2 separate regions of the Mus musculus genome follow, and region 1 is linked to region 2. The links are chromatin loops, found by intact Hi-C in ENCODE. Cell type or tissue: left cerebral cortex. All regions are shown on one strand. Each heading gives the region's core, and the rest is flanking DNA. Links, peaks and the distances in the headings are about the cores only. Region 1 has its middle 79 kb from the start of Gm40388. Region 2 has its middle 110 kb from the start of Mir680-3.

What was found. Peaks named below come from ENCODE experiments on the same cell type or tissue, not always from the same donor. Only the 100,000 strongest peaks of a DNase experiment are listed, where the experiment ranks them.
Region 1: it touches region 2 in a loop (6-fold over the local background); 19 of 42 quality-filtered maps call a loop at or near these places.

Annotation. Positions count from the first base shown.
Region 1 is chr12:35,821,144-35,829,487 of GRCm38, forward strand. No RefSeq gene overlaps it. Among named protein-coding and RNA genes, the nearest start is that of Gm40388, 79 kb to the left of the region's middle. In left cerebral cortex, for the core only: no CTCF peak of the experiment used is centred there; a DNase peak (open chromatin) is centred at 3,776.
Region 2 is chr12:35,304,550-35,312,893 of GRCm38, forward strand. No RefSeq gene overlaps it. Among named protein-coding and RNA genes, the nearest start is that of Mir680-3, 110 kb to the left of the region's middle. In left cerebral cortex, for the core only: a CTCF peak has its summit at 4,173 (motif pointing right); a DNase peak (open chromatin) is centred at 4,158.

The DNA of each region.
Region 1 (8,344 bases), core at 20-8,019, 520 kb after region 2:
ATGACCAGTGAGCCAAACGTCTTTTTTTTAGTTCTGTTTGTGTGAGCAGCCTGAACTGAAGTGCCAACCATCTATTTTTAGTTCTGTTTCTGCCTCTTATCTTTAGTACAGAGCCTTTTATTCATTAGAATCCCATTTGGTTGTGTGTCATTGGAATTTCATAATAAAACACACTTTTTATTACTATTACTTTTTTTTTTACAGTCCAGTCATTACCTCCCTCCCGGTCTGCCTCCCATAGTACCTCATCCCATTTCTCCTCCTCCCAATCTCCAAGATGTCCTAACCCATCCCTATCCACCCCCCTCCCTGCCAGTCTTCCCCACTCCCTGGAGTCTCAAGTCTCTCCAGAGTTCGGTGCTTCTTCTCTCACTGAGGCCAGACCATGCAGTTCTCTGCTGTATAAGTGTCAGGGAACCTTGGACCAGATAGTGTATGCTGCCTGGTTGGTGGCTCAGTGTCTGAGAGATCTCAGAGATCCAGGTTAGTTGAGACTGCTAGTCTTCCTATGGGGTCACCCTCTTCCTCAGCCTCTTCTAGCTTTTCTGTAATTCAACCATAGGGGTCCCAGACTTCAGTCCATTGGCTGGTTGTAAGTTTCTGTATCTGTCTCAGTCAGCTACTTGTTGGGCCTCTCAGAGGACAGCCATGCTAGGCTCCTCTCTGTAAGCACACCGCAGCATTAGCAATAGTGTCAGGCCTGGGAGACTCCCCTTAAGATGGATTCCAATTTGGGCCTGTCACTGGACCTCCTTTGCTTCGGGCTCTTCTCCAGTTTTTGTCCCTGCAGTTCTTTGAAACAGGAATAATTCTGGGTCAGAGTTTTTGACTGTGGGATGGCAACCCTATACCTCCACTTGATGCCCCGTCTTTCTATTGGAGGTGGACTCTACAAGTTCCCTCTCACCAGTGTTGGACATTTCATCTAATGCCCTCCCCACTTTAAGTCCTGAGAGTCTCTCACCTCCTAGGTCTCTGGTACTTTCTAGAGAGTTTCCCCACCTCCCACCACCACCCCACCAGGTTGCATATTTCTATTTATTCTACTGGCCCTCAGGGCTTCTCTCCTGCTTTCCTCCCCATCCCCCAATACCAATCATGTTCCACTTTTCCCCTCTCCCTCCCCTCTCCCACTCATGTTCCTCACTCCCTCTGCCTCTTGTGATTGCTTTCTTCTCCCTCCCTAGTGTTACTGAAGCATCTCCACTTGGTCCCTTTAACTTACTAACCTTCTTGAGTTCTGTGGATAGTATTCTGGATATTCTATACTTTTTTGACTTATATTCACTTATTAGTAAGTATATACCATGCATGTCCTTTAGGTCTGAGTTACCTCACTCACGATGATATTTTCTAGTTCTATCCACTTGCCTGCAAAACTCATGATGTCCTCATTCTTTTTCTTTTTCTTTTTTCTTTTTTTTTTTTTGTTTTGTTTTTTTTTTTGTTTGTTTTTTTTTTGGGGGGGGTTTTTGAGACAGGGTTTCTCTGTGTAGCCCTGGCTGTCCTGGAACTCACTTTGTAGACCAGACTGGCCTCAAACTCAGAAATCCGCCTGCCTCTGCTCCCAAGTGCTGGGATTAAAGGCGTGTTCCACCACCGCCCAGCGATGTCCTCATTCTTAATAGCTGAGTAGTTTTCCATTGTGTCAATGAACCACATTTTCTGTATCCATTCTTCCATCTAGGTTGTTGCTAGCTTCTGGCTATCACAGATAAGGCCACTATGAACACAGTAGAGCAAGTACCCCTGTGGTATGGTGAGGCAAAACACTCTTAAACAACAAAAAGGTTTGTTTTTCTATCACATAAAAAATTAATTCAAGAGACAAATGTCCATGGGACGTACTTGAAGCAGAGCAAAGCTCACTCTTTGATACACTGAAGCTGATGCCTTTGCAGTATAAGAGTGGGTGCTCATATCTACCTATAATAGAATATTATTACTTAACTGGAAGTTGATATCTTCAATGCAGCCCAGTACTCTAAGGAAATGATACAATGGAAAAGAATCAATAAAAATAGATTTTGCGACCTTAAACTGAAGAAATTTTCAGTTTTCTCTAGTCTCTTTATCTAATGTCCATTGACAACTCTTCCAAGACACATTAAACTTATTTATGGAATTGAGCATAAATGCACGTTTGTGTGTGCAATAAATATGATGAGCATGAAAGTGTGAATAGCCAGGCAGGGTGAAAGAGACAGTGAGAGTGGGTAATTCTTCTAAGAGTTCTGAAAAGAAAGTTTTCCTGCTAACTGACAATGCCTAAAGCTGCCCAACGGAAGCCTTGTGTTTGTACCAAGTAAAAGTTCAAGAAAATGAGAGTAGTATGAGGTCTAATATTTACCATGGTATTATTCTTTAAATATATTATTGTATAATTTTAATGTGTCCAACATTAAGCCTTATAAAACAGGCTGCCATTTAGAAAGGAGAAAATGCAGACATAAAGAACTAGTAAACTCAATAAAATGGTTTTGGGTGAAGTTAGGAGTCTAAGGACCAGAAGCACTGGTTTATCTAACAGTTCCTCCACCACCAAAAACAAACAAACAAATAAGCAAACAAAAGTTGCCTATGCTGTAGTGATCCTACAATAATATCCTTAGCAATTTAGTGAGTTATCTCTTTATTTGTTTCTAATTCTATAAGTATCCAAATTACTAAGGGGAATTAGCTCACATTTTGGCTAACCTTGATGATAACTGTGATAAAGGTAGTTGGTATTTATTCTCTATCTAGAATATATAATAACTTTATTTAACTACTTCTCCACTTCATAAGTTGAAAAATGTTTTTCTTAATAGCTAACCTAAATAAAATATTGTTTTATAGAATATATACCAAATAACCCCACCAATAATGATGATCTATCTAAAATACAGTTCTCATAGCTAATGTTACCCAGTGATGCCTGTGATTGGATATTTCTTTATTGTTTGTAGTTTTTAAGTGCTTGACTATTGTCATTTTCCAAAATACAGGGTCCTATGGTTCTCTCATTTTGTGTTGTTTTCTTTTCCTCTTGGCCTATTGGTAAGCTGGAAATCGATGCTTGCTAAAGTCTTTGGTGTTTTAAAATTAATTCTAAGTATTTGAAACTGAATACAACCTTCTTTCTTCCCTTTGAGTGCTACTGGCAAGATCTATTTAATCTTTCAGAAAAGACAGGAAATAATTTCTTGTGGAAAAGGACCACACAAGAAGTTAGGTCTGAAGGGAAAAGCGAACCTCAGAGCTTCAAACTTCGTCCTAAACTCAAAACAAAAGGCTGTTCCTTCCTTCAACCTCCTATGCAATTTGATTAAGAAATCCTCCAGAAAAGCAGAGAAGCCCTTGTCTCAGGGAAAGTCTATGAAAATTCTTTGAAGAAAACAAAGACTATGAATCTCATTAAAAGGACCCCAGGGCTGGGTACTGGAGATAGTGCAATATAAACATTCCTGCAGATGACCTGGACTTTGTAGTCTGGAAAGAAATCCTGTCTGCTATACCATGGTCACAAGGCTCCACCACTCTGCCGGGTGTGTTTTGTTGTGTGTAGACAGCTGAGAGTCATTTCCTCATTTTGATTCTAAACGAAGCTGGACACTCCCTTTCCATTTCTGAAAAGTAATCTCTGTGAGAAGGTTGCTGGCATGTTTACCCAGTGGGCTTGGAGCCAGTCAGACGACACCTACATTTCTTGGTCCTCCCCCTCTCTGTTTCTCAACCTCCCCTGCTTTAAGATGGCCAGATATAAAAAGTTGCCAGTCGGGATGCCAGAACTTCAAAGGGCTGTCACAAGTGTACACAAAGGCGCATTTGTTCAGCTCTTGGATGGAGATACCAGTGGCTTCCAGGCACAGAGAACCCAAGGTTTCAATTCTTTTAACTTTTTGCTTGTACCATCTGGCAGACGAAGGCGCCTTTATTTCATTCCATAGCTTGTCCAAAGGCTGACTGAATAAAAACACCATTTCAGTCTTATAATCTACCTCGGCCTTTAAATTGTCCCTGGCACCTTAAGGTCATCTCTGCTTCTGGAACTAATTAAATGATAGGATTTCTCAAATCAAACCTTATTTGTCTTCCAATGTACTGGGCCCTAGATTCTAGAGATAAGCATGGCAGATAAGTGTCTAAGTACCTACATTTGTGTCATAAAGATATTTATCACAGTTCCATAAGAAATGTTAAAAGAGCATAAAGAACATTCCATTTTATTCTCTCAAGATCTACTTTTACTGATAATATTCTATTTTATTCTAAACTGTAAGGTGTGAACCAAGCCATATCTCTAACATTGCACAAGGTAAAGCATGAGCCTAGAGTAAAGGGCTTGCACAGATTTGCTGATGACTGTGTCCTAAAAGTTGTCTCACAATGTGGCCCAGGGTGAATGTAGCTATTTAAAAGGACAAAGATATATAGACCTTGTGAAATGAAGTCTGTACATTCCATCTCCAAATAAGACTGTATTTTATTTATATGAGAAATCAAATTCAAGACACAGGTATCTATATCATACTAGGTCACCCCTAGCTAATCAATTCTGCAAACCTCTGTGGTGCTATCAGGGAGTCCAGCCAGGACCTGTGATGCTTGTCTTGAAGCATATCTTAATGCTGAAGATGGAAAACTAATTCACTAGTATACAAGATAATATGTATTCAGGGTCATGCAGAAATTTTAATGGACACAGCAATAAGAATTTTTTCTAACTTAAAATCCCTATTTACCGTCAAGATATATTTATCTCCTCTTCCCCATGTCATAACTTAAAAATAAGCAATACTTAGAAAACCATGATTTAGACATTGTTCATCAGGTAGCACATGACACTAAGAGAAGAAATAACTATGATAACCCTAGCTTAGCTCCATGGAGGGTTTTCAGGCAAACACTGGGCAAGCTATAACCTAGTGAAAGCCCAAAAGAGCCCTGAATTGAGCTGCCAGTGCTGAGGGTCCAGGGAAGCCAGACAGCGAGAGCTAAGAGGCCAATTCTCAAAAGAAGAGAGCTGGAAGAAAGGTATACAGTGGTGTCTCTGTAGCCTTTAGCTGAAGTTAAGCCAGCATGGAGCAGAGAGAAATAAAACTCATCAGGAGAAAGAGCCACTGCCTGGGACATCAGTCCTGAGATGACATGAGAATAAAACGGATTCGATATTCAGTAGACACAGTGGAATGTCTTGGCAATTCATGGAACATCAAGCAGCATGCTAAGAGTGCTATGTCATGTGGCCAAAGACAACTTATTAGGGCAGTCTAGGCATAGTCTCTGACTCCTAACCCTGGAAACAAGAAAATGGGTCTTCCAGGGTATCTGGCACCCTCTTCTCACTTCTGTGAGCACCAGAAATGTAGCGAACAAATATGCATGCAGGCAAAGCGACCATGTGTAGTCAATGAACTGAAAGATGAGAGCATTGGACAAATTGTCCAGGAGATCTGAAATTGCTGAAAAAAGCTATGACAAACACAGGTTAGTCATTGTCAGGAACAACAATCTTTAAGGCATTTCAGAAAAAAAAATCTGGAGATTGGTTGATGAATGTAAGTTAGAAAGCAGTGAGTGGTATAGTCAGATGATACAAAATTTAATATTAAGGGCCATGATAAGAAAAAGCAAGGGGGTGGTAAAAAAATAAATAAATAAATAAATAAATAAATAAATAAATAAATAAATAAATAAAAAGGAGTCCTGTGTCAGAGTAGGGAAAGAGCCGTCTGGGACTGAGGGCTATTCCAGTCCCACTAAGAGTAAGCACTGACATGTGTCAGAGTGACTGCTGATTTCTCAACCTTGGGGACAGTTATTAGAGGACCATCTTATCTCTCCACAAATACTCATTCGTCATTATCTCTTATGTCCACGGGAAGTTTGACTTGAGATTGTGACTTCATCCTGACTCTAGCATCTGACTCCCCAGTCAAACAGAAAAGCAGAAGACTCAAGAGGAAGCATGAAGGGAAAACCCAGACAATTACTCTCTTCTACCTGGCTAGTTCCACAGATGAATCAAATCCTCTGGATAGTATTATGAAACTTGATGTCCCTGTGAGCTAGTAAGCTATGAGGAACTTATGTTGGCAACAACCCCAGCCCATCTCCTTCCTTGTTGTGAACAGTGTGTCCATTGTTCAGCAAGACTGCCACATGCTTATTACACAGCTATGCACACAGTGTGATGGAGGCCGTGCTCCTACCGGCGTGCTGCTCACCTGTGACATAGGCTCACGGCTCAGTTTTGCTGCTAATGGAACCGTGAGTCTAACCCACTCACTCATGCTATTAGAATTACCTGTCATTCTTCTAAAGTTGGTCTTAGAAGCCTTTGGCTGGAAAGAGAGTTGTTTCCTTCTTTGGTTTGTTTCTTTGCCTCTTAGGCTTGAAAGATTCTATAGTACGTTTTCTTTTACACAGGAGAATCCTAGTTGTGGCTTCCTTCAGATTGCCGTCTGTCAAGATAATAATCTCATGTTTTGGGGGGTTCAGGGGGACACGATTCTGGACTAAATTGCATGGCTTGTCCTCCCAAACAAGCAGGGAAGAACACAAGTCCCATTACCACCTTGTGGTGTCCTTTGGTTTCCGATCTCAGCTGCTATCTATCACCACCACGTGACTGCAGACAATTCCAATGGTTAATACTGGTTTTGTTTTTTCTTGTTGTTGTTGTTGTTATTGTTTTTTACTTATTTATTCACTGCTCCCTTCCCACTCACCCCCCCCCCACAACCCTTCCCCCATCTCTCCTCCCCATCTTGTCTGAATGGGTGTGTCCCCCACCCCCTGCCCCGGGTATCCCTCCCACCCTGGCACTTCAAGTCTCTTCGAGGCTAGGCACTTCCTCTTTCTTCCACTGAGGCAGCCCAGCTAGTAGAACATATCCCACAAACAGTCTTTTGGTCTAACCCCTGTTTCAGTTGTGCAGGGCCCACATGAAGGTCAAGTTGCACATCTGCTACATATGAGTGAGCAGGCTTGAGAAGATTGCCTGGGAGGCTGGTGCCTGCAAGATTTCCAGGGCTGTGTGGATTATATGTGGGTCCAACAATTTCATCTTTGCCCTCTCCCTGATGGTAGAGGATTGTCTCTCTCTCTGAGTCTACACAAATGAGATCAGTCTTAAGATGGAACCCACGTTTCTCTTAGTCAATATATAACAGTTATCAATTTATGAAAAGTCAGCACACTGATATTTCTTTGCTCCTTCCTGAATTTCAACCACAGACAATATAAGGTGTACGGGGTGACCAGGTTTATCAGCCCTCTCTGGTTTTCATTCATTTCAGCCCTCATGGATTGTCTACTATTATGAGAGGCAACCAAAAAAGGAGTGAATTCGACTTGGTTCTCTCTTACCTACTATGGGTTTAGAACTGGTGCTCGTACATACCTAGTCAGTGGTTTGTAGTGATAGGAGCTCCTTCATCCCTATCTAATGGTGTGAGAATAAGGACCTAATGTCTCATAGAGATCTCATTACCAGAGCATGAAGTGAAAGGAGACCCTGAAACCATTTCTCCTACCCAGAGTTAGAATAAATTACCAATTGACATAACTTTCTCCCAGAGGTTTTTTTTTTTTGTTTTGTTTTGTTTTGTTTTTAATTGTCTTAGAAAATATATCCAAGACCCATTAAAGCCCAGTACCTTTTATGGCTAACAAGCTTTCATAAGATAGGCAGGAATTTCTTTAGTCTTGCTTCACACTCTTTCTTCTGTTAAATATAATATAAACTCATTGTCTTAGAATTACATTATCTGTGAGGATGTTTTTATAATGATGTCTCCATCTACCTACCAAGCCAGCTGTGTGTGTGTGTGTGTGTGTGTGTGTGTGTGTGTGTGTGTGTGTGTGTAATTTCACAGAAGGAGAAGCCAGGAAGGGAGGAAGCAAGGAAAAGAGAAAACAGTGGGGAGAGAGAAAGAGAAAAGGGAGGCAAACAGCAGAGGAAGGGGGAGGAGCAGAGAGGACAGGACAGCACAGGACAGAATAGGACAAGACATGAGGAGAAATACTTGCCTGACGTTAATAATGGGGGTTTGACAGTAGTAGGTTCAGGTGAATATCTTCACTTCTTTATCTGCATCCTAAAGTTTCTCAATGTCTCGTGAACAAGATGTAGAGAACCCTTTGGTTTTGTAATTAAGGATAATTGTTCGTAATTCATAACACTTCATATTATTTCTAGAATATTTCTTCATACTACTTTACTATTTCCAAACTTCTCATAATATAGCTGTTTCTCTTTGGAAAAAAATGAAAGTAGTTTTAAAAAATCTTGCAAAGGCATTCAAGTCTTTGGGGACCTCTTGGAAAGTATGTCTCCAAATCTCTAGCTGGAGGAAGA
Region 2 (8,344 bases), core at 75-8,074:
ATGGGACCCCTAACAGAGGAGCAGGGGTTGTCTCTGACTCTGTTACCTGCATCTGGATCCCTTCCCCCTAACTGGGCTGCCTGGTCTGTCCTCAGTAGGAGCTCTTCCCAGAATCCTACTGCAACTTGATAGGCCAAGGGAGTTGATATCTATGGGAGGAGACAGGGAGCTGGGCATAGAGGGAGGTGAGGTAAGAGGGAGGGACTGGGAGGAGAGGAGGGAGAAAAAGCTGGGGTTGGAATGTATAGTAAATCAATTAGTTATAAAAATTGATTTTTATAGTTGATGTGGTTTTCCTCCTCTAAAATCTCTCTTGCAAATAAATTCTTTTCATGAATATGGAGATCTTTAGTTTCCTGTGTGAAAAAAAGTAAAAGCGCCTGGCCCATTATAGGTGTTTATCAAGACTTTTTAGTGTGAATATGATTCACATCTGGTTTTTAACTGGGAGTTCATGCTATTTTTATTATCTGGTGCCATAATTTTTGGAATAACTTCAAATTCTATAGTCTCAGGTAATACACTTTGTAGTTTCAAGAGCTACACTTAATGTTTATAGTTGTGTGTAGTGTAGTTATGAACTCTGCCTTATATGATTCAGCAAATAGTATTGATATTATATGTACTCTCAGTTCATATTGTTCTAAATGTGTGTGTGTGTGTAAGCTTGTGCCTGATATCTCAAAAGGGATAATTTTTTAAAGTTTTTTTTTAGATTAATTATGTTTAGCTTTTGCCTTTAAGTTTAGCATAAATGTTTTTTAGAACATGCCACATCTCTCTGTATAATATGCTTCCTCACTTAAAAAAAGATGAGGCATTCTCTCCTCCACCATGTGAGTTCTGGGAAATGGACTCAGGTCATTGGGCTTGACAGTGAGCCATCTTACCAGCCCCCTAAAGATTTATATATTTTTACTTATTTAGTCATGCAGCTGCCATTTTCTGGAAGTTGTGGTAAAGATAAAGTATCAATCATTAGTGATTCTGACTCCTCAGAGTTGAAAATGTCTTTATCTTTGGGAGCCAACCCATCTTATATTGGAGATAATCACCAGGGTTGATACCAGGCACGAGCTGTGTAAATGCAGGTTCTTACGACGCCTAGTCTCCTGGCTGAATGCAGATGCTGGGTCCTGGAATGCTTGGTGCATCCCAGTGGTTTGATTATGACTAAGGGAGGAAGAAGAAATGTTGTTTTTTTGAAAGGAGGTTGGGCTGAGTTATAATATATGGTAGGCTATGTAAGATGGATTGAGCAGTATTTAGGGTGTGTCCTGTTTCCATTTTTGAGCAACTTTCTTCCCTCAGCTGTACCTTTCTTAACAGCAAATTAATTTGTCATGTTTTAAATCTGATATTTTCAGAGCAGAATTTTAACTTTTTTCTTTAAATTATTCGTTCCTACTCTGTCCCCATTTACAGGAGTCTCCTCTGTTTCTCTGAGGACATTTTAAAAATATTTTTGGGGGTTTTAAAATTCTTTTTCTTTCTTTCTTTTTCTTTTTTTCCTTTTCCTTTTTGTTTTTTTTTTCTTTTTTTCTTTTTCTTTTTTTTTTTTTTTTTTGAGACAGGGTTTCTCTGTATAGCCCTGGCTGTCCTGGAACTCACTCTGTAGACCAGGCTGGCCTCGAACTCAGAAATCCTGCCTCTGCCTCCTGAGTGCTGGGATTAAAGGTGCGTGCCACCACACCCGGCTTTTAATTCTTCTTTTTCTTTCAGTGATCTATTTCTTAACATGATATATTATTCTTCCACATGAGTTTCGTGTTGCCCAGAATGCATTAGCTGCTTAGAGACATGTGAAGGTCATCCTTTTGATGGGTTTAGCTGTTTTTACTTTTCCCAAGGAAAGCTTTTTATGAAGGCCCTTGGGATGAGACTGAAGAAGTAAAGAATAAAGTGGGAGACTGAGAAGAGGAAATGGGTTGGGGATGGACAGATGTGCATATTCGTGGTGTTAACCCTTGACCTTCCCACCATGCTGGAGCCAAGCTTTAATTATTTCTGGCTCTGCCGTGGTTATTGGGCCATTCCTAGCTTTCCCACCCCACGGAAGAGGGTGGCAGGATGATTATCTGCCTAGAGAAATGGGAGAGAGGAAGAAAAGGAAAAATGAAGAATTTCTTGCTTCCTCCTGTATCCTGCCACTAAATATGAATAGCTGCCTGAATCCTAGTAGTAGGAACCGGACATGATAACATGAAAAGTGAACCTGCAGGCTGCTTTGGTGGTGTGGACAAACCTTCTGTGTGGCAAGGAACAGGAGGTGAATACTTGTGTGACACACATGACACATCCTGGCACTTGATATCAGTAAGTGAATTCTTGAAATCACCCTCCAATAGCCATGTCCTCTTACCCTACAGCATATTTCACTCTACTTGAGATGGGAAAACAAGTCAAGAAACCTGTCCTTAGACCCTCATCTGTGATCTGGAGAGACTGCTGAATTTATTACTAGTTCTCTTATGATGTGTTGTTCATGACCCTTCATGATGAGTATATTTTGTAAGCAGCTGATGTGGTGGGCCACTATAAATCTAAGCATCTACAAACTGTTCTGGTCAGAGTATTTCATCTCTGAGGAAAGCCCAGATATGAGGGCTGGGCGTGGGATCTTACTTATGGCCATTCTTTATTGAGATCAAATCTTAGAAACCTTAGTAGTGGGAGAGGGACAGTTGGAAGTTCAAAAGGGCGTTTGAAGTGGATAAGTAAAAATCCTGGACCAGAACACCTTCAGGTTTGCCCTCCTATTCTGCTCCATAAGGAAAATTTTGGATATGTAAGTTAAATGCTCTTCAATGTAAACATGCCATTGGGATTTTTCTGAAAATTTTAACATGAGCAAAATGTTTGTTTTCTATTTAATATTCCCCTTATACTAGCTGATACACACACACACACACACACAGATATATGTATATATATATTATTTCCCTTATACTAGCTAAGCTATTCCCTTAAAAAGTTATATCATCCATCTATCTATCTATCTATCTATCTATCTATCTATCTATCTATCTATATATATATATATATATATATATCTCCAGCTTGCATGGCTGGACTCTACCAGGTAAAGCTAGGAAACAGCTTAGTTCTCTCCTTTCAGTATTATAACTCCCTAGGTGTTCCTTCCTCACAGCTGGTGATAATTTCTGGTTCCTTTCATTCTTCAGGTATTACATGTGTAGCATAGACTGACATTGAGTTCAACACTCCCTTTTCTTTTGGGGCTGGACCCCCTGATTTGCCTTCTTGTTTCACATCTTCCTTCTGTCCTTGTAACTGAGTCTTCCCTGGATGAGCGAATGGGAAGGGTAAGACATAGAAGGCAGATCTTGTTTAGTGGTGCTGTCTGTGGGTTTGACCTTTCTCCATGGGGCTTTGTCATGGCAGGCTCCTCACACTGATCTTGTCTCTATGGGAGCATCCTTGTGAGTTTTCTGACCATGACTACTCTGTCTGTTCCCTTCTCAAGCACAGTTCTTTAGTGCTGGGTTGTACTCTGGCTGAATCATTCCATCTTGTGTCCCTTCCTACTATCACAGTACCAGTCCCTCCTCCACAGTTTTACTTACTCTGATGTCCCTCAGAGGAGGTATCTGACAGCTTGTGTTCAGTGAAGTTGTTTTCAAGGCCATTCATCCCATCATTAGCATCTGATTCCGATAATGCAAGCTGTTTTGAGAAATTTATCACACTGCTCATTGATAGTATGTTGGCGCAGGTCCACAGTTTCACAGTTCTCTACTTCTTGGGAGGTATGAGAGGAACGTGTGTGTGTGTGTGTGTGTGTGTGTGTGTGTGTGTGTGTGTGTGTGTGAGAGAGAGAGAGAGAGAGAGAGAGAGGGTCTTCAGTAGTCATATTTTATCCATTCAAGTCTCATAAAAGAGAGAATTTATATGAGCAAAATAAGGCAAGTCAATTGGTGGCATTTATGTAGTTTTAGCTTAGAATCAAACCTATATGACAACATATTGTTTTCATTAGATAAATATGACCAGGATATAATGTTTAGTAAAGATAAACACTTGGAAGAAATTTTGAAAACAAATTATGTATCACAAGACTCCAATGGCTGCACAGCAACACACTAAGCATACAAGGAGCTTCCCATATATATGTTTCTGTTACCCAGTGGAGAGGAGGCTGTTTTTCTACTGAAGTGCCTGTAGATGTCACTAAAGTAAATGATTCTTTTGCCTTTGATCTGATAATGGAGCATAAGTGCCCAGAGGGTAAAAGTGAATATTGTAAAGTCCTTTTGTGATTTACATTACATAGTAACCCAGCAGCAGCAGCAATAGCAATAGCAGCAGCAGCAGCAGCAATAGCAGCAGCAGCAGCAGCAACAGCAGCAACAGCAGCAACAGCAGCAACAGCAGCAATAGCAGCAGCAGCAGCAGCAACAGCAGCAACAGCAGCAACAGCAGCAATAGCAGCAGCAGCAGCAGCAGCAACAGCAGCAGCAGCAGCAACAGCAGCAATAGCAGCAGCAGCAGCAGCAACAGCAGCAACAGCAGCAACAGCAGCAATAGCAGCAACAGCAGCAGCAGCAGCAGCAGCAACAGCAGCAGCAGCAGCAACAGCAGCAGCAGCAGCAGCAGCAGCAGCAGCATAACCCCCTTAGCTTTCATAAATTGTAGAATGTGAAGCCTCCATTCTGCTTCCCTGCAAACACATCACCTGCAGGGCAAGAGACAGACATTTTCTCATTTCATATTAATGCTCATACTCTGTCTTCGAGCTAAGAACCATGACTTGTAGTTTGGTGATAAAGGGAATGAAGGGACGAAAGACATCTTGAAATGTATGCCAACAGCATTCAATTCTAAACACTTACATAATTTTTTATCTTTACTGATTTTAATGGCTGGCACATTTTGATTATCGTCATCTCTCTTGGGGAAGAGAAAAGATAGTACAAACACTTGTGCAAGGAGTGTCAGCTATGAGCTTTCACAGGTAAGAGCAAATTTCAAGTAACCCAGAAAGCAGTTGGTTCTTGCATTTGATGTTTTAGGGTATTTTCAGCTGGGATCATATTTACATTAATGTTTATAACAGTTCATCACAGGGTGACCAAGACTGAGGTCTACATAAGGACACTAGCAAAGAGAGTGGACAGTGTCTTACACAACTTGTAAGACTACAAACAGCTTTTCTTAAGATAGTAAGTATTTTGCATTCCTAATGAGACAAGTTCCATTTTAATGCTTTAATAGTATATAAGATGAAATCAAAGTAAAAAACTTGGGCACAGTGGTACTTATCTGTAATCTTATCTGTAATTTTAGCACTTGAGAGATAGAGGCAGGAGAGACAGGAGTTTAAAGCCACCCTGGGATGTACCGCACCCTATAGCTAAAAGTAAAACCAAACGAATAAAGAAATCCAAGGAAGTGGAAAAACAAACATAAGGGCAAGGTATTTGGAAAATGCAGAGTTCTGTGATAGTGATTGTAGGTCAGGAACAGACATATAAAATGCTGAAAACTGTTAAGAGTATCTAAAAGAAAGGCGATCCAGATAGAATAGACCATGAATGACTGGAAAAAGTGAAACTGCTAATTGCATATTCCATGGAAGGAGGACCGACATAGACAATAAGTTTCCTTTGTGTCGTTTTTATGCTTTTTAATGAGTAAGCATGTGTAAATGGTAAATGTAACCTTATACTTAAAAGTAGCACAGCCAGGTTGTAAGCATTTAAGTATTTCCTGATAATTTTAGCCCTCCTAAGCGCACCCAAACGAACTCCTCACGCATCATCTACCGTTACTTGAAGAGAGTGTGCACAATTGCACAGCACAGGTGGGGTTCTAGTGTTTACACCGAAAGGGATCTTTGCAGAATTTCATCTTGATGAGACACATTTATGAATGGAATATATATTGTTCCTCTTTGGCAATGTTACTAAAAGGATAAAATTGTTCAATAGACTCAATAAATTAAAAAGTATATTCTAAAGCAACAAGGTTTTGTTTTGTTAAGTTAAACATAGCATTACCTGATAGCCTAAAAAGTCCTAGTTATACATCCAGGAAAAATTAAAATATATCTATACATAAAATATAATGTATTAGCCGGGCGTAGTGGCGCATGCCTTTAATCCCAGCACTCGGGAGGCAGAGGCAGGCGGATTTCTGAGTTCGAGGCCAGCCTGGTCTACAAAGTGAGTTCCAGGACAGCCAGGGCGACACAGAGAAACCCTGTCTCGAAAAACAAAAAAACAAAACAAAACAAAACAAAACAACAACAACAACAAAAAAGATATAATGTATTATTATGTTGTTGTTGTCAGTTGTGATTATAATAACCAAAATGTGGAAGTAAACCAAGTATTCATTAAAATGTCATATATACTCATGCAAGAAAATAATGAGCAATACAAGGAATATGATGCTAAAAGTTGATACAACGTGGATGAACTTTAAAAGTACTTCCCAGCTTATCATTGTCACCTATAAAGTTCATGGTCAAGAATGGTAAAATCAGGCCGGGCATGGTGGCCTTTAATCCCAGCATTTGGGAGGCAGAGGCAGGAGGATTTCTGAGTTTGAGGCCAGCATGGTCTACAGAGTGAATTCCTGTAGAACTAGAGTTACACAGAGAAACCCTGTCTCAAAAACAACAACAACAACAACAACAACAACAAAGAATGGTGAAATCAAGTTTAAAAAAAACTACACAAAAGAGTCTCATACTTATTAAGTTTATAATTTTGTGTTGTTTGAATGCACAGCTATTCTTGGCTGCATCCAGCCTGTCTTAGTGTTTGTGGGGTCTTAAATCAAGGAAGCCATGGTAAGCTCTGACTGTCCAGAATGCTCCCTCTGCAGGCTGGAGCTCTGACTATTCAGAGTGCTCCCATTGCACACTAATGCTTCAAGCCCTTCCCTTGACATGGGTCATTCCTAGGTGCTTTACCATATACCACTGCTCGGGATGCTCAGGATAAACTCTGGATTTGGCTGGAGTGGCTCTGTGATGACACTTTCAGCTCATTTGAATCATTCTTTCACTCCTCCCTCATTAATGCTTTTAAAGTCCAATGGAAAGATGTTTAAATAACAGTTTCCTTGTGGAAGGGTGGTACAGGAGGGGTCAAGCACACCACAAGAAGACCTACAGAGTCTACTGACCTGGACCCATGAGAGCTCAAAAAGACTGAAACACCAACCAAATAGCATGCAGGGGCTGGACCTGGGCCTCCCACACATTTGTAGCAGATGTGCAGCTTGGTCTTCAGGTAGGTCCCCTAACACTTGGAGCGGAGGCTGTCTGTGACTGTTGCCTGCCATTGGATCTCCTTCCTGGACTGCCTGATGGGGTCTTAGTGGGAGGGGAGGAGCTTGTTCTTGCTGGGACTGCATGTTCCAGGGTGGGATGGTACCCAGCAGATGCTTCCCCTTCTCTGAGGTCAGGGGGAACAGTAATGGCGGTAGATTTGTGGGGGCTGGGCTGGGCTGGGGAGGAGGGAGGAGCAGCAATTGCAATGTCATATAATAAAAAATAAATAATGAAAAGAAAAAAAGAGTATTAGAAAAAAATAATACCCCTAATCTATCTCATGTATTCCATCACTTGTTCAGACAAATATTATTTCTGCTTCATAAAACACGGTTTTATTAACAGAATTAATTCTGATTTATTGTCTGTATATTTAGTCGGTGAATACTTGAGCTGGTGAACAATTTTGACAGAGTTTTTCAGATTTTAGTTTGGGGAGATGTTTAAAAAAATGTAATAACAGACGAGGCAATTTCATACTAAAAGGATTGAGGTCCTTCTCTACAAGGGTTAATGCGCATGCGCTTCACTTTTGGTTTTATTTAAAAACTCCACCTTGGTTGATTTTTTTTTTTTCCTATCGTCCTTTCACTTCCTTCTAAATTTTATTTTCAAAGTGCAATGTTCCTATTAATTCTTTGCAAGTTACCCAGTATTGTTTTGGGAACACACAGGTATATATTTTATATACAATCTGACAGCAGCTTTGTCCCCCAACAGCCATCAAGGAGTCGTTGGGGTTTAAGAGGTGCGAGGTGCGAAAGCAGCCGGGTATGGTGGCGCATGCCTTTAATCCCAGCACTCGCGAGGCAGAGGCAGGCAGATTTCTGAGTTTGAGGCCAGCCTGGTCTACAAAGTGAGTTCCAGGACAGCCAGGGCTATTCAGAGAAATCCTGTCTCGAAAAACAAACAAACAAACAAACAAACAAACAAACAAACAAACAAACAAACAGGTGTGAAAACCCCAGTCTGCAGGTGCAAAGGGGTCCTCACACAGCATTTCTAGTAAACTTGGGGTGTCCCGTTGACCCTAGGTTAAGT